2 separate regions of the Mus musculus genome follow, and region 2 is linked to region 1. Evidence: chromatin loops called from intact Hi-C (ENCODE). Cell type or tissue: left cerebral cortex. All regions are shown on one strand.

What was found. Hi-C counts contacts between places; a loop is a spot of excess contacts. Peaks named below come from ENCODE experiments on the same cell type or tissue, not always from the same donor. Only the 100,000 strongest peaks of a DNase experiment are listed, where the experiment ranks them.
Region 2: it touches region 1 in a loop (7-fold over the local background); 2 of 42 quality-filtered maps call a loop at or near these places.

What each region holds. Positions count from the first base shown.
Region 1 is chr8:9,654,184-9,659,183 of GRCm38, reverse strand. The region is part of intron 1 of Fam155a (family with sequence similarity 155, member A); the gene reads left to right. Among named protein-coding and RNA genes, the nearest start is that of Fam155a, 110 kb to the left of the region's middle. In left cerebral cortex, no CTCF peak of the experiment used is centred here; DNase peaks (open chromatin) are centred at 2,084 and 2,987.
Region 2 is chr8:9,704,872-9,709,871 of GRCm38, reverse strand. All of the region lies in intron 1 of Fam155a (family with sequence similarity 155, member A), which reads left to right. Among named protein-coding and RNA genes, the nearest start is that of Fam155a, 64 kb to the left of the region's middle. In left cerebral cortex, a CTCF peak has its summit at 2,356; a DNase peak (open chromatin) is centred at 2,242; H3K27ac peaks cover 693 bases.

The sequences.
Region 1 (5,000 bases):
CTGGGGAGGTGACTCAGTAAGCAAGGGGTTGTTGGCAAACACGAGGACCTGAGTTTTGATCCCCACTCCACACATACAAACAATAACGAAGACAAAAACAAGATTGGCACCTGTGATCCCAGGGATAGGGACCTGGAGACAGATGGACCCCTAGCCAGTCTTGGCAGTCAGTGAACTTCAGGTTCAGGTAGAGAGCCTATCTCCAACCTGTCTCAGAAAGTAAGGTAGAGGAGATAGATGACGAGAGCTGACACAAAGTGCAAACTTCATACATACACATGTGCGTTTAGGCAAGTGGACCTGCACATGTATGCATCACACCTGTACTTCACACATAGAACCACACAGGACCAAAGGCATACAGTCACACAGGACCACACACATACACCCATATAGGCAGGTATACATGTGCACATAAACACGTACACACACTGTACATACAAACCCACTACTAAGGGTCTAGTTTTTTCTCATCAATTTTTCTTAAAATTGATTTCTTTTAAAATTGAGTCTGTTAGGTGCTAATTTGATCTCAGTGGATAAAAAAATGTACAGGCATACATACACATACATATAAACACATATGCATACCTGTACACATATGAACACATACATATATAAAACACAAAGAGAGAACAAAAGGAAGTAAAAACTTTCTGATTGGCACAGAACACTAGATACAAAGGAATTTGTATGGATCATTTGCAGTAATTATAGACAACTGATTTCGTGTTCAAAAATGCAAAAAGCAGTGTACAGGAGAGAAGCAGATTTGTTTTAACTCTAGCCTATTTGGCACTCAGAAAATCACTAGTGCAAGATTATATCATAAAAGTAAATAAAGTTTAGGATTGCCAAATAAATTTTAGGGCTCTATACTGGTAGCTTTGTTCAGAACCAATCAATATTCTCACTATTAAAAAAACAAATGATAGCAAAAATGAATACTAACCACTGAAATGATTACCTATCATTATCAAAGAACTTTACATTTCAATCCTAAGGGTCTTTTTTTTTCAATTATTTTTCTTAAAATTGATTTGTTTTAAAATGGAGTCTGTCAAGTGCTAATTTGATCTCAGTGGATAAAAAAAAACATTTCAATAATTATATGAAAACTGATGAAAGATATTTCAACAATTACATGCTTACCTGGTGTCTGAAGAGTCATGACTTTTGACCTGGGTTGTCCATGTGTTGCTAGATGTGCTGACAGATGAAGGTAGTGCTGAATCAGTACTTGTGGCTAAGGAACACTGGCTTGCACAGTGCCCAAGACCAAGTGCACTGACCGGTCTCTGCCAAGTGAGGCACAGATGCCGACAGTGTTTGCAGAGACCACGATGTCTTCAGAGATGACATGGGAGTCAGAGTGGCTTTCAGATGGTTAAGCAGATGGAACACGACATGGAATTTTATGGAGACACATGAACTTGGACAATCAGACAAGTCCAAGGCCTAGCCTGGGCTCCAGGGCCTAGTCAGAGCTTCAGGGCCTAATCAGCTTTAACACTCCCCTCTGCATGGGATTCCCCTGCATCATAGTCTAGAAAGCTACTTGCTGTTTCCATTGCTTGTTTGGTTTTAAATTGAGAGACAACCACTAGGTTCCACCCTGGTGCTTCCTTTTGCCTTCCTTTCTCTTTTCTTCTCTTCAGTCCTGAAACCAGCTGTGGTTACTCAACAAATCCTGGCTGCTTTCCCACTACTTGTTAACATAGTAGGACTCAACCTCTAGGTTGTGAGCCCTTTGGTGGTCCAATAACTCTTTCGCAGGGTTACCTAAGACCATCAGAAAACACAGATATTTGCATTACAATTCAGAGCAGTAGGAACATTGAAGTCCTGAAGTGACAATGAAAATAATTTTATGGTTGAAGGTCACCCCAGCATGAACAACTGTATTATAGGGTCAGAGTGTTAAGAAGGTTGAGAACCACTGTGTTAACCAAAAGAAGAAACAAAAATGGCTAAAATTTAGAGCAACCAGTTCAAATTGCACTGAAGAGACTGCCTAACCCTCTAGCTCTTAATCCTCACACAACATCTGAAGCAAGAGTGGGAGTGTGAAGTACAACTCCGTGCCTCCGCTCAAGGCTCTGCAGAGAACTTCCCACACTACACCAATGGCAGGGTGTGTGTGCTTCTTTAAAATTTTATTTTCTGTTTTTTACTTACTCACTTTACATCCTGCTCACTGCCCTTCTCCCAGTGATGTCCTTCCACAATCCTTCCCCTGTCCCCTACCCCCATCCTCCATCCCCCATCCCTTATCTGCCTTCCCCCCTACCCTCTCTCCTACTCTGAGCAAATGGAGTCTACTTGGGTATCCCCCCACCCTGGCACTTTTAAGCCTCTGCAACCCTGGGTGATTCCTCTCCCACCGAGGACAGACAAGGCAGCCAACTAGTAGAGCATATCCCATTTACAGCCACCAGCTTTTGGAATAGGCCTTGCTCCAGTTGTTCAGGACCCACATGAAGACCAAGCTGCACATCTGTTACATATGTGTAGAGAGGCCTAGGTCCAGCCCAGGTATGTTCTTTGGTTGGTGGTTCAGACTCTGAGAGCCCCATGGGTCCAGGTTAGTTGACTGTGTTATCCTTTTTGTGAAATCCCTATCCCTTTTGGGGCTACAATCCTTCCTCCTATTTTTTCCATAAGAGCCCCCAAGTTTGTCCATTGTTTGGCTGTGGATGTCTGTATCTGTCTGAGTCAGCTACTGGGTGGAGGACAACCATGCTAGGCTCCTGTTTGCAAGCACAACTGAGTATCATTAAGTGTTAGGGATTGGTACTTGCCCACGGTTTGGGTCTCAGTTCTGTGGGTTATTGGTTGGCCATTTCCCTGTGGTAGATGCTTTTGTCTGTTGACTCATTCCCACCTGCTGAACTACAGATGCTTATTTTCCAGAAAGCCCGTTCACAGCAGCAGCAGCAACACAGCAGCAGCAGCAACAGGAGTGTGATCAACCTGCGATTCAGCTAGCAGCGAGCAGTGAGGAAGTGTCTCACCACCTAGAAAAACTGCTGCCTTCAGCACCAAGGCACTTTTTATAGACATGCCTGAGTTCCTTGTAGACAGACCATAACTCGTGTGTGTGTGTGTGTGTGTGTGTGTGTGTGAGTGTGTGTGTGCTCAGCACATGTGTGAGGGTACATATGGTAGCCATGGTCAATATTGGATGTCCTTCAGTTGTCCTCCACATTAGTTTTTCTGAAGAGGCCTCTTGCTGAACCTACAACTCACTAATTCAGCTAGTATCAGACCAGAAAGCACTATGAACCTTCTGTCTCTACTGTCCCTTATTAGGAGTATATACATATATGACCCTAACTCAATATTTAACAAGGTTACTGGGATTTGAACACAGGATCTGAGGCTCTTTATTCACTGAGCCACCTCCCCAGACCTCATAATTTCTCCTTCACATTCCATTTCTCTGCACATCCCATCATGACGATTTTAATTCAGTTATCTGGGCACATTTATTATCCTACTACTTATTGTCTTGTAGTTTGATGAGTAAGGTTAACATACAATAACCTCAGATTAGCTAAAATGAGAGAGATGATGAGTTCTCTAAGAAGAGCATGGGGGTCAGAGGATGGAGAAATTACTAATGACGGAGTCAGGAGCCCAAGCAGGAGCCCTGATGTTCACTTGTGGACAAGAAAACTAGGTGTGCAGAGACGGCTCTGAGATACCAAGGGCTTGTTACAGTTATCTCTGAGATACCAAGGGCTTGTTACAGTTATGTATTATCTACATACTAGGAAGCATGTGTGCCTAAAGAGATTCTGGGAGGGAAAAATAAACTCAGATCTTCGCTATAGCTGTTCAGACAGTATTTACCATTTCTACACAGATTTTTGTATGAAGAACATACAAGACACACAAAGGACATTTTCATCTTTAAATATCTTTTGTAATCTTTAAATGGTGTCACAACATTTCAGTGCGACTTATTTTTATCATTATGAGTCTATGAAAGGATTATTGGTATAGAATTCGTTACCTCCATGTAGCTTAATCTAAGAGGAGAGGGGAATTAACCTGTGCATTCAGACGGGGATTCAGAGGCAAGGTTTCCTAATTTCCAGCAGCCTCCTGGATGGTGAGAGGAAGGCAGCATAGCATTCCAAAGCCAGCAGAAATCGGCAAGCTCCCACATCTCAAATATTGGCAGAAAACATTTGGCTATGCTCTGAAAATTAATTATTTTATTCATCAAACCATGTTATATTCCTGATCACTTGGAATTCAGAAATGCCCGCTATTTATCTTTCACAATAGCATGCTGGCTTTTAGGGTGTGTTTGCTAGTTGTCATACGGGGAGCTAAAACTTAATAAAGCTAAAAGGTTGTCACTAAATGACTTATCCTGGGACTCAAGAGATGATATACGGTGGGTGATGTCTTCCATCAGGGGTACGTGCAGCTAGACAAAATTCTTAGTTTGGGTTTCTTGGGATTTCAGCCAGTAAGTTTTACTTTTGAAAAGCCATACATTTGATGAACAGGAAGTCTGTCCTACCTAACATCCATTGGTCCCCTTGGGTGGCTGTCGTTGATTCTACGGACACACAGATGGGTTTTAGCTCACCAGGCTTTCACTGACTTCTACATGGAGTGAAGGATTCATAATGCAGGAGGGGAACCAGAGGGGAATTATCAACTTCCAGAATGTTTCAAATTCTAAAAGCTTTAAATGTAATTCACATACCTCACCCAGAGGCTACTGTTGGTCATGGTTTCCGTCATCATGTATATGAGCACTTCACACATACACACACGACTATATCGTTCATCTTCTCAATGCACACACAATGGATCTCTTATACATATTTCATGATAAACCTGGTGCTGCAGGCTTGAATGTCTTATCCAGCTCACCCATGAACTCCTAAGAAAACCCAGGATTAGAGCAATGGTGTCTTCTTAAGTCTGAAGTTCGTTCATAGCTGCTTCCCTGCACCACAGGGTGAGGACCAACATCC
Region 2 (5,000 bases), 51 kb before region 1:
TTGCTCATCTATTCAAAGCCTTTCTTGCAAATATTTTAAAATAAAATGACATCATGTTATCCCACACTTAATTCATTGTCCTGAAATATCTGGGTGAAATATCATTGTATGCATGGATGATTAGGAAGGAAAATTACCTGTGGAGGCAGCATAGAGTATTTTAATGAAATAATTCCACTCATTCATTTTGAATGTCTCGATTTCTCTGACAGCAAATCACACTGCTGCAGCAAGCTCTTAGTGTTCTTTTGACAAATATGCCTGCATTATACCATGTAAAGGCACTTTAAAAATGTTTCAGTGTGTAGAAAATCTGTATGATCAGTATAAGTGAAACCAAGCATTATTTAAAGAAATTTACTCCATTTAATTGACAGGACGTATGTGACCTAGGTCAAGACAAGTCTGAAAACTTGGCGTTCCAGAAATATGGGCGCAGAGCTGGAGTTAGCACATATAATCTATAGAAAGAAGCTTTGCCCACAGGGACCATCTCCTGTTATATATCAATGCCCTTGCGTGAAATATCTATATTATTTCAGACGTGAGTGTGAGATTCCAATTTTAAGCACTGCCTCCAGTTATTGATGGTGAAGTTGGTTGTCACTCTACCTGCAATTTAGAAATTATTTTAATGTGAAAGCATGCAAATCATATTAATGAAAACAATGCAAAGAGTAATAATCATATTAAAGTAATTCAAACAAAATATCTAAAAGCCAAGGACCTTGAATAGTAGTAACCTCTCCTTGGTCATTCATCTTTTTGCCCAGAGAAGTTAGGCCAGAATTAACCCTCAGAGGGTCTGAGGGGGGATGCAGAGAAAGCATTTTCTATGCAATTGTGAGGGTCAGAGTTTGTACCCCAGCTCTCATGAAAATCCTCAGTGGGTGTAATGTCAGCTTTTAATTCCAGTGCTCATGAGGGAGATCCTGGGATTCCCAATGCTAGCTGGCTGACTGGACTGTACCTGTTGCCAAGCTCTGGGTGCAGTTGTAAGGCCCCCTGAATGAGGTGGGAGGAGAACACTCAAATAAGGCTAGCGATGTCTTCCTTTGGCATCCACACGTGTGCATATGTGTGTGCATGTGTACATGTGTCATTCTCTCTCTCTCTCTCTCTCTCTCTCTCTCTCCCTCCCTCCCTCCCTCCCTGCCTCCCTCCTTCCCTCCCTCCCTCCCTCCTTCTTATATTTATAATTCTTAGATTTATAGTTCAGGCAACCAAACAAATATCAGTTGTAGTTATCTCCTTTGGATGTGGTGCTGGGGGTTGAACCTGGAGTCTCAAACAACATGCTAGGGAACTGCTCTACCACAGAGCGCATCCCTGCTTGTGGATCCATAGAAAGTCATGACCTGCCATAGTGAAGGTTGATGTCCAAGTTTCTGTCAACAATGGCATTTCTCCTCTGTCTTCTCCTCTCAAAAAATTCCATTTTCCCTTCATTTTGTTTTAATTTTGTTCATCTTCTTTCCCCCTGCATACACTCAAGAAACAGAGGAGCCATGCTGGGGAGCCCCCAATTGTTCTTTATATGCCAAGTTCCAAGAAATGATGGAGACATAGAAATTTCCTAAAATGTGATCACAATTCTCTCTTTTCCTCAATTTCTATTTACCTTTCCCCCTGGAAAATTTTATTCTCATTGATTGTGAAATACATGTGCATGGAATCCCAGAGGACCCCCTGTCTTCTTCAGCGCCGTGGCTGTTGTTTCTGCCTCCTGTGAAGCAGATATGCACACAACTAGACCCTGCTTTCTCCATTTTTGTTCCATTCATTCACCCAATCACTTTTTAAAACCGTTCTTCTGATTGGTGGCTCTTTGGCCTGATGTGTTTAACACCTGTTAATTCTATCTTCAAAGGATTCTCATTATCAGTCCACAGACCCTCTTATGAGAGTTACCAGAGATACAAGCCTTACAAAGTTAAAGCCACTTGTAAACATGAATACTGAGTCCAGACTGCCAGGCTCTGAATAGGATGGAGATGCTGATGTAGGGGCAGTTAGAAAAGGTGACAAATGCAGAGCTAGCTGCTTTTGCTCACCATTTCATCCTTTAAAAACTTATCGACCAGGGTGGTTACAGGAAGCTCGAGGGAGCTAGAGTTTGCTGGTGTCTACTGTGTCCTTGGCACTGAGCTCAGCCGTTTGCACACATTTACCCATGTCACGGCCACATCAGTAACAGCAGGGCTGCTCTGCGGAGCCAGACCCAGGAAAGAAGCTGTCAGCAGAACAGAAGGTGCGGAGGCTGAGGCTCTACCTCCTCATCTGCTCGTGACTTTGCCTGCTTTGATTTCCTACTGAAGGTGTAGGAGCCTGCAGGAGGCAATGTCTCCAGCCACAGTCAGTTTGCAAGGCGCCCTCAGGGCTGGACTAAGTTATAGGCAGAGGGTCCACACTTAGGAAAAGAGGTCCAGAGACAAATGGGCAGTGGGGAACCTCCAACTCTGCCATTTCCAGGTTGTTTGAATAACTTATATTCCCTAAGCCCTTGCTTTCCTCTACAGCAAGACGAGGAAAGAGTTGTTATGAAATTGAATGAGAAAAGTTCTTGACATAAACAGATGCCCAGAAGGCCAGACTTTATGCTGTCCTTACTACTTACCATCTAAAACAACGTTGAATTTTGTCCTGCAGTGTTTGGAGAGAATGTTCGTCTTAATTGCCAAGACTCCTCGGCCTATGGATTGTATTCCAAGGGTCAGCAGCCAAATACTGTAGTTCCCGGATGCTGGTTCCCCTTACAGCGGCTAATTCTATTTTGAAAGGTTACAAAGAGAACCGCAAGGAGTCTTCACAGTGAAAGTCCTCCCTCTCTGGGTGCTCTGTATCAAATGTTTTCAAGGGCATGGCTCCTCTGTTTCTTGAGTGTATGTAGGGGAAAAGGAGATGAACAAAACTAAGACAAAATGAAGAGAAAACGGAATTTGCTGAGAGGAGAGGGCAGGCGAGAAATATCATTGTTGACAGAAACTCAGATATCAACCTTTGCTATGGCAGGTCATGACTTTTTATGCATCCACAAGCACAAGGGTTGTTACTCATTTCAAAAACTGTGCTTCAACCAGGAATGGAAATGTACTGACTGCTAGAGACCACAGGTGAGTACCCTTAACTGGAAACATATATGTATTATGCATTTATTAATTACAATTCTCCATGCAAAAGACAAACATATACACAAAATTAAAATCACTGCATCAGACAATTGATGATCAGTTCCAAGGAATAGACTGACAGCGGAGACCCCCACACTTAGAAGGATAAAAGCCGGGTGTGTAGGACAAGCATAACCCCCCCCCCCCTCCCAGGTCATTACCCATCTTTGCCTTTTGAGACTGGGTCTCTCTTTGGTCTGGCATTCACCGGGGTCCAGGCTGGCTGGTTAGTGATCCTCAGGGACCCATCTGTTTCCAGCTTTCCAGCACTGGGTCATGAGCACATCCCACCACATTCGACCTTTTATTAATGTGGATTCCATGGGAGCTTGGACCCTTGCTTCCAAGGCCACTACTTCACTGACTTAGCTGTCAAGGCAACCCTTGGCTGCTGGTGTTAAACATGCCATTGATTCTGTGAGAACTCATCTGTATGAAAAACAGAAAACAATATAGACAGTATCGCCCGTGTCTATGACTTAAAATTTCTATAAAAGTATGCTAGCGTCAAAATCTTTTATTTCCTGTTAAGAAATGCTCTCTTTGTTTTACAGTTGAGAGGATCCCTGTAACAGCTCTCCATGCAATTAAGTGTTGAGCCAGAAAGGTATCTCAGAAATGAACTCTGACAGCACCGCTTAATAAACTGGGTGTGGGCAGACAAATTAAAGCAGGAAGACTTTATGGTTGTTGATGGAAAGAGGTTGCAATAAAAGCAGGCATGGGGGAAGTAAGCTGTCACTCAGGAAAGAAAAGGAATTCAAAATATCTGTAAAGAATGGGGGGTAAATGCAGATATCTGTACAGTGTGGTGATACATGCAGGCAGACTTCCTCATCCTGTGGAGAAAGTTCCTCCCAGAAACCTCAGGCAAAGCTGAAATAGCCAGGCACTGCCACCGACCATATCAGGCTGGTGAGGACAGATCCGGCATGTTTGGATCACTTACCCATCTCATGGCAGAAGGGAAAACTTTGGAGCAGTAGGGGCAAATAGAACTGAAAGCAAATGCTGCATGCTAGTAAACAGAACACACTGGGGCCAGGAGAATTGTAACCAAGGCATCTCAGAAAGGGGCGTACTACATGCCACCCGGCCCAAGGAGAAAATCGTACACCATTATTATTGGACTCAAAAGTTAGTAAGAACCAAGCTACAGGAGGGAAGAAAGGAAATCCAGTATATCTGTAAGAGTCGCGTATACTTAAGGAGGGTTGTTAGGCAATCCAGCTTATTTATGCTAGTGTCCAAGAGGTTGGCATTATAAATGATTGAACCTTTAATGGCTGATCATTTTAAAACGCTGTCTTTATAATCAGGAGACACATGTGAACATGAACAGTGGCATCTGAGAGCTGTCAGTCATCAGTATGAAGTGACACATGCAGGCTTCAAGTGGGGGAGGGGGAGAGGTTAAGAATACACACTGCATGCTCCTATAAAGTCTCACAGAATTAATGTAAATATATCACAAAGGAGGGGAATGGTAAAAGGAGGAAGAAAGGGATTTACTTAACCGATGTATTTTATTTCATGAATTTTACTTAACTTTCTCTCAGACATTTGCACAGATAAATGAACTGCTTACAAGGTGAATACACACACTCACTTTGTCCCTTAATTCCTCTCTGTCTCTGTCTCTGTCTCTGTCTCTGTCTCTGTCTCTGTCTCTCTCTCTCTCTCTCTCTCTGTTTCTCTCTCTCTCTCTTGCTTACTCAGAACCATACTCAGTCAATAATATGGCTAGGAAACGGGAGGGGGGGATTTTCCTTGCTAAAAATTTTTGTTCTGCAAACTATTTTATCTACTACTAATGACCTCAACCAATTA